Linked DNA regions of Mus musculus: region 2 is linked to region 1. The links are chromatin loops, found by intact Hi-C in ENCODE. Cell type or tissue: gastrocnemius. All regions are shown on one strand. Each heading gives the region's core, and the rest is flanking DNA. Links, peaks and the distances in the headings are about the cores only.

The links. Peaks named below come from ENCODE experiments on the same cell type or tissue, not always from the same donor. Only the 100,000 strongest peaks of a DNase experiment are listed, where the experiment ranks them.
Region 2: it touches region 1 in a loop (2.7-fold over the local background); 2 of 42 quality-filtered maps call a loop at or near these places.

What each region holds. Positions count from the first base shown.
Region 1 is chr2:47,998,923-48,004,307 of GRCm38, forward strand. No RefSeq gene overlaps it. Among named protein-coding and RNA genes, the nearest start is that of Gm52576, 170 kb to the left of the region's middle. In gastrocnemius, for the core only: a CTCF peak has its summit at 3,046 (motif pointing right); a DNase peak (open chromatin) is centred at 3,051; H3K4me3 peaks cover 359 bases; H3K27ac peaks cover 352 bases.
Region 2 is chr2:48,453,812-48,459,196 of GRCm38, forward strand. Gm13481 (predicted gene 13481) reads right to left here and starts at 3,454. Exons shown (of 6, transcript NR_166463.1): 1 at 3,302-3,454. In gastrocnemius, for the core only: a CTCF peak has its summit at 2,373; DNase peaks (open chromatin) are centred at 2,394 and 2,641; H3K4me3 peaks cover 758 bases; H3K27ac peaks cover 2,569 bases.

The DNA.
Region 1 (5,385 bases), core at 237-5,236:
GACTCATTACTTGATCACAATTTCAAATAACATCTAGTATTTAGGATTTTACTTATGAATGAGCAACTATAGGGACAAAGAGTGGAATAGAGACTGAAGGAAAGGCCATCCATAGACTGCCCCATCTGGGGATACATCCCACATGCAGACCCTATTGTGGATGTCAAGAAATGCTTGCTGACAAGAGCCTGATACAGCTGTCTCCTGAGAGGCTCTGCCAGATCCTGACCAATACAGATGCAGATAACCTTTGGATTGAGCACTGGGACACCAATGGAGGAGTTACGGGAAGGACTGAAGGAGCTGAAGGGATCTTATCTTGCCATCAATGGGAGGGCAGGCCCTTGGTCCTGTGAAGGCTTCATGCCCCAGTGTAGAGGAATTCTAAGGTGGTGAAGCAGGAGTGGGTAGGTGTGTGGAGGAGCACCCTCAAAGAAGGAGGGTAAAGGGAGTGGGATAGGGGGTTTGTAGAGGGGAAACCAGGAAAGGGGACAACATTTGAAATGTAAACAAATAAAATAGCCCATTAAAAAAAGAAAATAAATATTCACATTTTTATCTAGCCATTTTAGCACTACTTGAGTATCCTACCCATAATATTATGTCTCAAGAATGGCATCACAAGCATAAAGAGCTATTTTGCTTGATAAGCATTAACTCATTGCTTTCCGTACCCTTTTTTACAATTGTAGTTCAGAGTCACCGAACTGCTACATAAGATGACTAATATTCATTTAAAACAAATAAAGCAGAGTTTGCTTTTAGTGCTGTTTACTTGAAATCCAAAAACCAACATTTTCAGCGAAACTAAAATTAATGGTCTCCTATTAATTTATTCATTGTTAACTCATCTTGGAAACCTTTACAAGTATAACAGTATTAAGCAGAACAAAGGGTTATAAATGAAAGCACGCATTTCCTTTCTTTTAAGGAACTTCAATATTTACACGTTAAATATGTTATTAATGTTATTAGTATTGGTTAAATTAGTTCCTTTAGCTATAATACCCCCGCCCCCAATCATCCTATCATCGTTCCTTTCTTCCACATTTCTGGATAAAGCATACCTCTTCATCTATACCAGCAAGGTACCTATGGATCATAGGAAACATAGAGAAGACAGACAGGACTTTCCTAGCTTCTGTGTCATTGTGGAATCCCCACCTGTTCCTTATAAACTACAAAGGAGAACATTCTGACTCTTCTTAAGGTACGATAAACCGCTTACCTCTGCTGAATATTTAATATATGCCCAACCCTCTGCTTGGGACTTGGGGTACACTGGAAAAGGTAATACCATGAGTTCTTACAATAGGATATTTTCATCTACAAGCTGCCAACAAACCAGGCTGCCATCTAAACGTACTATTTACAAGGTGTTTGGATCAGAAAGCCACTGTCTCAAGACTAAGGAATAAAATCTTTGAAGTCTCTCTGAGCCTAATGGAGAAACACCTTCTGGCCAGGAGCTAAATGTTTAGAAACAATTGAAAATAGATCCATTATCATTAGGATAAAACTAACCTGTGCACACATATTAAAGCATAAGAGCACCTCCTCAAGCACACACACACACACACATACGCACACACACACACACACACACACATGAATAATTGGTCCCTAATTGATGAGACTCTTTGGTAAGGATTTGGAGATGTGACCTTGTTAGAGGAAGGGTGCCTCTAGGGAGGGATTTGAGGTTTCAAAAGCCCAGGCCATCTCTAATTCATCCTCTCTCTCTCTCTCTCTCTCTCTCTCTCTCTCTCTCTCTCTCTCTCTCTCTCTCTCTCCTGCCTTCTATTTGCATATAAGTATATGAGATTCCTGTCCCCTTTTTTGGTCTCTTTTCTTTCCATTTCTTGTTTGTTTGTTTATTTGTTTGCTCTTCTTCTACTCCTATGTGTTAGTTTTTGTTGTATCTTAATTTATATTTACTATATTATATTATTTATAATCTCTAAATCATATTTGGTTTCTAATCAGAAACAGAAAGAGTGTTGATCCAGGTATATGTGGAGGTATGGAGGAACTGGTAGGCGTAGAGAAAGGAAAAACTATAATCAGGATATATTATATTAAAAAATTTTAATTTTCAACAAAAGGAAAATCCAAATAAATAAAACACTTAAACTTAGCTATTTCTTCAGCACCATGACTGCCTGCCATGCTGCCTGCCTGCTGCCTGCCTGCCTGCTGCCTGTAATGCTCCCTGACAGGATGGTCATGGACTCAACCTTTGAAACTATTAAGACCAATAAACTTTATTTTATAAGTTGCTTTGGTCATGTGTTTTTGTCTTAGCAACTAAAAAAATAACTAAGGTGGTATCCGTAACGCAGTGATTCTAGAACTAACATTTCCTGGTGCTCGCTGTGTTTCTCTGGATTAGTAAAAAGTGGTAATGACTATACTTAGCTCTTAGACCAAGGTGACGTATGCTGAACAACGGTTTAAAAAGTATAAGTCGACATAAGAAAATAGCCTTCTGGACCTTGTAGAACATTCTCAGGAGACAGTTCCCTGTATTGACTCTAGACAGGGAGTGTGATTCTCTTTGTTAATAGCCCCAACATTACCACAGCAGTTAATTTAAATTGCTTCTCTTTCATTTAAATTTCCTGAAGTTAAAATTCTAGGGGCAGATTCTAACATCAAATTCAGTTTTTGAAAAAGAGAAATACCTTTAAAATTAAATGACATTGTACTTAAAATATAGATGAGACAAAAATCACAAAATTAACATGCCAATAAATTAGTATTTAAAAATAAATAAATAAAGACTGGAATATTCCAATTCTTTGTTTGGCAAATAATGTTTTTTAGAGCCATTGTTCGCTGCTGTGAATAGATATATTGTGTTTTAATTCATTTGCTTTGTAAAATCATAAGACTCTGGGCATGTTTGAATTCACTATAAAACAGCCAATTCCCCAAGCCATTACATTTAGAGACTGTTATTTGATCCAGCTTTCATCCCTTCTACATTGATCTGTGTGGAAGAGCCTGAAGCTTTTGTCTTCCAAAGCCGATTGTAGTTTGCATTGTTTCCATTAGATGGCGCAGGAGATATTTTTAAGCACTCAACAAACAGGAACCTGTGAGATCTCTGTACTTGATCAACTACTATGTAAACATCAGCAATTCAAGCACCTTTGTAGAAGGAATCTGATTCAAAGTGTTTCCAGGGAGGAGTTATTTTATGACTTGTGAACCATCGTTCTTAAATGCACCAATAAGGTGACGCCACATCGCTGGCAATTGAACTCAGTTGTCTCTTGGTTTACAGCCTGATTTCTTTTCAAACCTGGAGAAAATAAACAGTTACAGCAAGTGTTGCAAAACATGTGGGAGGGGCACATTTACAATGAGGAACCGGGCTCGAAGCTAAAGCCCAAACTATATTAATCACACAGTTCTAAACTCTTCCCAGCTGTGCGTAATCACCAGCACTTGTTTGCAGTCCATACGTAGCTATTTTTGGCATTGCTCTCCCAGTCTTTCTACTCACACCGACACTTTTTTTCTTTGACTAATTGAGGGTAATATGTTTTTTAATACTTTGACGAAATGTAAACCTTGTCATGTCTAACTGGCAATGTTCCATGTGCCCATCCTTCTGATCATACATGTATGCATGCCTGCTTTTAGGGCTCCCTATGAGAATTGTATGGCTTTGGGCCTGTTCTGCTATTGTTAACCTTAAGTGTCTAATTTCCGTTTTCCTCTTCTGTAGTAACCTAAACATTGATGACTTCAGTCCAAGCCCCACTTGGAAAACTGTACCTGAGGTAAGCATCAGGCCATGTGGCTTTGCTCACAAGCAGACTGCTTCAAGTATTTCTCCAGCAAATGATGCCATAAGTGAAATGAAAGGGAAGGCAGAGGGGCTAGATTGTGAGTCCTATCTGTCTCCTTTAATGTGATCTATCAGTGATGAAGAGTGAGAGTGGAACTGTTATTTATATGCCACCCCATTACAACAGAAGTGGATGTTTCTAACATGAATCTAGGACTCGAGGTAAAACACCTTGAAGAACAGTCCTGTAAACAGAGTCTTCCTTCAGAGGATGTCGTGGATTCAAAACCGGGCAGAAGTGGTGAATGCCTGTAATCCCAGCACTCGGGAGGCTGAGGCAGGCAGATTTCTGAGTTCGAGGCCAGCCTGGTCTACAGAGTAAGTTCCAGGACAGTCAGGGCAATACAGAGAAACCCTGTCTTGAAAAACTTAAAAGAAAGAAAGAAAGAAAGAAAGAAAGAAAGAAAGAAAGAAAGAAAGAAAGAAAGAAAGAAAGAAAGAAAGAAACCAGAGTTTTGGTGGCTGTTTATGGGATGGATCCCCAGGTGCATCAGTCTCTGGATGGTTCTTCCTTCCAACACAGCTCCAAACTTTGTCTCTGTAACTCCTTCCATGGGTGTTTTGTTCCCCATTCTAAGGAGGAACAAAGTATCCACACTTTGGTTTTCCCTCTTCTTGAGTTTCATGTGTTTTGCAAATTGGATCTTGGGTATTCTAAGTTTCTGGGCTAATATCCACTTATCAGTGAGTACAAATCATGTGAGTTCTTTTGTGATTGGGTTACCTCACTCAGGATGATATCCTCCAGATCCATCCATCCATTTGCCTAAGAATTTCATAAATTTATTGTTTTTAATAGCTGAGTAGTACTCCATTGTGTAAATGTACCACATTTTCTGTATCCATTCCTCTGTTAAGGGACATCTGGGTTTTTTTCCAGCAGACACCGTTGCATATACCAGCAAGATTTTGCTGACAGGACCCTGATATAACTATTTCTTGTAAGGCTATACCAGTGCCTGGCAAATACAGAAGTGGATGCTCACAGTCATCTATTGAATGGAATACAGGGCCCCCAATAGAGGAGCTAGAGAAAGTAACCAAGGAACTAAAGGGGTCTGCAACCCTATAGGAGGAACAACAGTATGAACTAACCAGTACCCCCAGAGCTCGTGTCTCTAGATGCATACGTAGCAGAAGATGGCCTAGTCAGCCATCATTAGGAGGAGAGGCCCTTGGTCTTGTGAAGATCATATGCCCCAGTACAGGGGAATGCCAGGGTCAGGAAGCAGGAGTGGGTAGGTTGGGGAGCAGGGCAGAGGGAGGGTATAGGGGACTTTTGGGATAGCATTTGAAATATAAATGAAGAAAATATCTAATTTTTAAAAAAAAGAAAGAAAGAAACAAGGGGATTGGAAGGTGAGCTCAGGTGGCTTGCTTAACTTGCTAATGAATTGGAAAAGCATGAGCAGTGAACTCTGTGAGGTTTTTATTAAGTGTAAACCTGTGTCTATCAGAAGTCTTTCATGGTAATCCCAATGGCAGATTTCACTTCGCACAATTAACATGGCTTATCAGCTCAAAGA
Region 2 (5,385 bases), core at 247-5,246, 450 kb after region 1:
GAGGATAACAGCTTCTTATTAATAACTGGCTTGCTATAGAAATAAAGATCTTCACCCAGCTTCTTACCTTAGCACGCCTTCCCATCCATTTGTCCCTTCTCTCAGATGACGTTAGTTAATAGTCATTGCTCTAAACCAAGAGTTGGAAAATAATATTCAGAACCAGAAAGTACATAGTAAAGACTTCTGGCTTTGTAGGTCATAAAATCTCGGTTGCCGCTATTCAATTCTACCATTGCAATATGGAAAGTGAACATAGACAAATACATAAACTAATGAATGCCCCAGAAAAACCTTATTTATAAAAACATGCTAGACACTAAATTTAGACAAGTGAGTAGCTTAGTGCAATGATTAATATTGGATGTAAATTTGACAGGATATAGACTCAAGTAAGGAAGAACCCTTCTGAAGGTCTTGAGGGAATTTCTAGGTTGAGTTGATTGTGGTAAGAAGAATCACTCTAAATGTAGGCAGCATTATTCCATGGGCTGCCATCTGGGACTTAACAGGAGGAGATAGCCTGCTAAATGTCAGGACTCATGGCCCTCTGACTTCTGATTGTGAGTGCAATGTGACCAGGGAGCCTGTTGCATTGCTGTATCTTCCTCCCTTTCTTGTTGTGGACTGGGGCCTCAAACCATTGGAGCCAAAACCAACCGTCTCCTCTTCTTCAGCACAGCAATGAGCAAAAAACTGATTTCTGATTCAAATGTTTTAAAAACTTGCTTTTAACATCTAGTCCAATATTTGATTGACTTAGGTTCAGCACAGCAAACGATTTTAAAATACTTTATTCAGGAATAAAGTATAACTCCAGAATGAAACAAATGGTGATCTGTACTACAAACAGGCAAGGTATGATTTATTAAGGTCCTGAAAGTTGGAAATGATGTCCAGAAAGGGAAAACTCTATCCAGGGGGGAAATAACAAACACAACATAAATGTGGGTGTTCAAAAGAAAAGGTGTTCCTTGAAATACCAGGAGCAAGAAGATTCTGTTGTAACTGATCCTATCATTCAGGTAGGATTTCACAGGTAGAGGTGAAGGGAAGGAGCATTCCAAATAGAGGCATGGTGTGTTTCAGGCAGAGATGCAACAGCCTGCAGTCTACCGAGATATTCCACAGTTAGGCTGCAAACTATGTAAGTAGAACATAAAGTAAGCAGGGAAGAAGTAAAAGGCCGTGATACTAAGGATGATATCAGGGATGCCAAGCTAAGCAATTAAGAGTTCTACGCAGTAACAGAGAGAATAATTGAATGTACTGGAGAAGGGAAAGTTGTTGCTGGATCTTCACTGAGAATCAAAGTGAATCTATCAGAACTTACAGGAAAGAAGGAAATCTAACCGCAAAGCCTTCAGGAGAATGATGTTCAAGGTAGAGGGAGAAAGAGAGAGAAACATTTTCCCTTGGTGACATACCCAAACTACCTATAGGGCTTTCTAAATTGCACACTCTGACCCCAGAGATCTTGAAATGGCTTACTGTCCTTACTGTTCATAGAGAATCACGGTCTATGTAAACCATCATTATAGTTACCTGCGTGCACCATGGTGGTTAAAGTGGGAAATAAAAATATGTAAAACCCTGATAAGAGTGATGGGGCAGGTATTATCTTAACAAAATTGGTCCTGAAGAGAATCGAACAAATATGGCATCACCCCTAGAAAGGGTATCAATAACAGACCAAAGAAATGATTCCACACAAATCTAGTTTGGCAAACCAATGAGTTTAATTTGGGTTACAGGAGCATGTGCTACTGTAAGTATGGGTATATGGGTGGCTTTTCGCTTATGGAAACGTCTACCTCTGTGATGTTGTTAATTACTAATATATCGTTGAGGAAGGGACGTACCTAAGCTTCTCAGTCTCCTCCTGATAAGCCCCTCTCATGCTGTCTCTTGATTGCTCATCTAGGGATTACAGCTACTCAGAATTATCTGAGAGCTCGTGCTGGGGTGGTACAGTCAAGTCAAAGTGGTCTGGAGGGTCGAGCCAGTCATGCTGGAGAGCAGGAAAATAAAAAAATTGAGCTTATGAGTCTAAAGCTTGAAGATTTGAGACTCTAAGTAAAGACGGTAGGTGCTGTCCAAAAAGAAGAGATCTCACGGCTGTCATTCTGTGTCACCCTGAACTGATATTTAGAAAGAAGCTCAGACTTCAGAATTGCTCATATTTTGGAAGAAAAACCAAAAAATAGTTCACAAAAGGAGAAGAAAAAAAAAAAGGCACTGTCCAGATGCCAGGACACCAAGACTAAAGGGGACCAACAGAGATGAATTAGCTAAAATACCAAGGACTGAAAAACAGGCTTTTGGACTGAGGAACAATGCCACCACTCACTCCTGGGAAAAGAGCAGATGGGCTAAAGCAGAACACGGGCTGCAGGGGGTGGAGGCAGAAGCTGGGTGAGGAATTGCAAGTAGCAACTGTAAATCCTCTTGAGAAATTTGGGAGTGGCTTGTTCCTGGGCTACTATAAATAACAGGAATGCAGGAAGCAGGAAGTCAGAAGATGAAAGGGACATCTTAGTAACAGGAGAAGAGTTTGCAAAGGACAACATTTGGGATTAAACAGCCCCGAGGTTACAAGCATCCCGTGGTATGATGCGAGAGGCCCTTGAGATGTTTGCCACCCAAAGGTTGGAGGGTACTGGCTTTAATAGTAGGACAGCTGGCAAGCCATCAGTGTGGAAAGTAGTTCGAGAGCCCCTGAGTGCAAGTCACATGAGAAGTACATGACATGAAATAGCTTAAGCAGATGAGGCTTATATTATACAGAACCTAAAGCTATGAGAGAAAACACCAACTTTGATTGACATACTTATGAAAAGGGGGCCATGATAAAGCAGTGTGCTAATTGAAATAATGACTACATATTATGAGCAAATGGTAGAGACAACGTCTTTTTTTTTCTTTTTTTTCATCAGAGTGTGAAGGCAAAGCTGTATTTGGTCTATGACTCAGCAGTTGCTGGAGGTGGCTCTTGTTCCTTCAGGGAGCCCAGGAAGTGTCATCACCACTATACCCTAGTTAACCACAGGGACTCAGAGACCAGCTTGTCTCCGTATCTGTGTCAGGTTTCCATGTCCCAGCCAGCCCTGGATTTGTTTTAGCCAGTTCAGCCTTCTGAAAGCTCAAAGCAACAAAACAAAGTTACAAAATGTCACCAAACTATCACCTATGGACAGCTAGCTTTCTCTGTACACAAGGTCCCTATGCTCATGATCAGAGCCCAGCCCAGCAGAGCTATCACCCATGTCAAGTAACATGACCATAAGAAACAGAGACTCACCTAAAGTTCTTTCTTCTCCACTGCCCTCTTTCTGTTCAAATGCCACTGGCCTTGAAGTACATGAAACAGGGACTGCTTGGGACCAAGAATTCTGTCCTGCCCCAGAAGCAGATCAGAGAGCAGTCACCACTCTGGCAAGGTCGTTTCTGATGTGACGTGAGTCTGAGCTGTTCTCCAGTGTTATGATAAAAGCAAGTGCCTGAGGTGCTTTGAGAGACTTTGTGTCTGCATTGCTGACTGGTGTACAACTGCGCGTTCTAGGGAATCCTGTCTGCAGGCTCCACTTTCCTGGGCTCTCTTTCTTCATGGCTGCAAAGGCTTCTCTTCCTCATTCTTTAGTGTGAACCCCCAATAGGTAGTTTTTTTGGATCTTCTCACTTCACCAGGTCAGACCTAGGGGACATCGCCATGCCCTGAAACATCTGGACAGGCCTCAGTTGCATGATAAGGCAGGCCATGCTAGGTGATATGAGGGGACATTTCAAGATAGTCACATTGGCCTCCTGGTGCAGAATGAATTCTCTGGTCATTGAAAAACTTCCAACGGGGTGGTCTAAGCAGCTTAGCCACCATCTTGCTTATCTTTCACTATTTCTGGCAACTGTTATTTTTCCTATGACTAAAAATGTATCTTACTACTGACCTCATCCTTACTGGACCTAGCCACATATCTTCAGTGGTCCTTCTAGGAGGGCCAACAGTCTTACAATGGTCTGTCATAGACCTTTTTATAGTCTTTGGCAGAGTGGGAAAAAATAGTAAAATGACCATCCAATAACTGTGCATGGACCACCCAGCCAGTAGCTTAGAAAAAGAGCTCATTACAGATAACCTTTGACAGGCTCAGTGGACACTTTCCTATCCAATGTGGGAGAGATTTCCATCTGTGGAACCATTAGTACATGGCCCACATACAGCTCTGTCTCTTGGCTTCTGGTTCTCTCTGATCTGATTTGGTACCTAAATAAAGCAGAACTTGAAGCCCAATATACCACCACAGTATCTTTCAAATCCATCATTTTATGGGAAAAAAAATTTAAGCCTCTGCAGAGCAAAAAATAGCATAATTTCGTAAAAAAGGGAAAACAACAGATTGTCATTCATATTTGCTGAAAATATTTTCCCCAAAGAGTTAATATTTATATTACTTAAAAACTCATATAAAATGATAAGACAAAATGTCTCCTTCCAGTTATCATCAATTCCAGTTTGTGTGTGACATTGACTCTCCTCTTGACTCTGTCTTTTCATTAATGGATGCAGGTTAGAATCTCAGCACATGAGATGATTAGTTGCAAGTGGAACAAAGAAGTGATAGCAAATGCAGGAACAATACTTTCCAATACTCTAACCTCAATATAAGGAAACACAACGAAGAATTTTGTATTAAAAGAAAATAGGAGGTAGGGGATATGGTAATAGTCAATCCTACTAGATACCCTACAAACACTGACTAAAAGACATCCTTTGTCTGTTGAAGAAGACAGTGAAAGCACAGAGCCTTCCCACAGTCAGTAAGGTGTCAGGAAGACCACGCATCATTGGTCCATTCACTACACATGCAGTACAAACTGGGACATCCTTGGGAAGGCCATTGAGCAATATCTCTAAAGTACAAAATATTTACCTCCTTTGACCAAGTATGTCTATGCTAGACATTTTTCTTATATAAACAGACTGAAAGATAGTCAAACTAAACAAATGTTTTCTCTGCTACAAGATTCATTATAATTAAAAAAAAAGATCTGAAAACTATATAGTGTGCACTAGCAAGCAAAAGATTAATTTAATTATATAAGGTAAAAAGCAGATTCTGCAAAATCGCATGTGACTTGGGCTTACATTGTTATGTGTGTGTATAAACAAATTAAGAATCAAAACAAATTTGAAATAACTGTTGGGTCTCTGGGTACCATTTGCATTCGGACATCTTTTACTTTGCACTGACTGTGCATTGTTCCTTTAAGAAGTACCGTGACACCCAGCTCGTGACACCCAGCTCATGGTTTCCACCATGCCGCAGATGTCTCTTCACCACTCAGCTAGAGAAGAGGCTCACTTCCTAATGATCCTTTCAAGTGTTC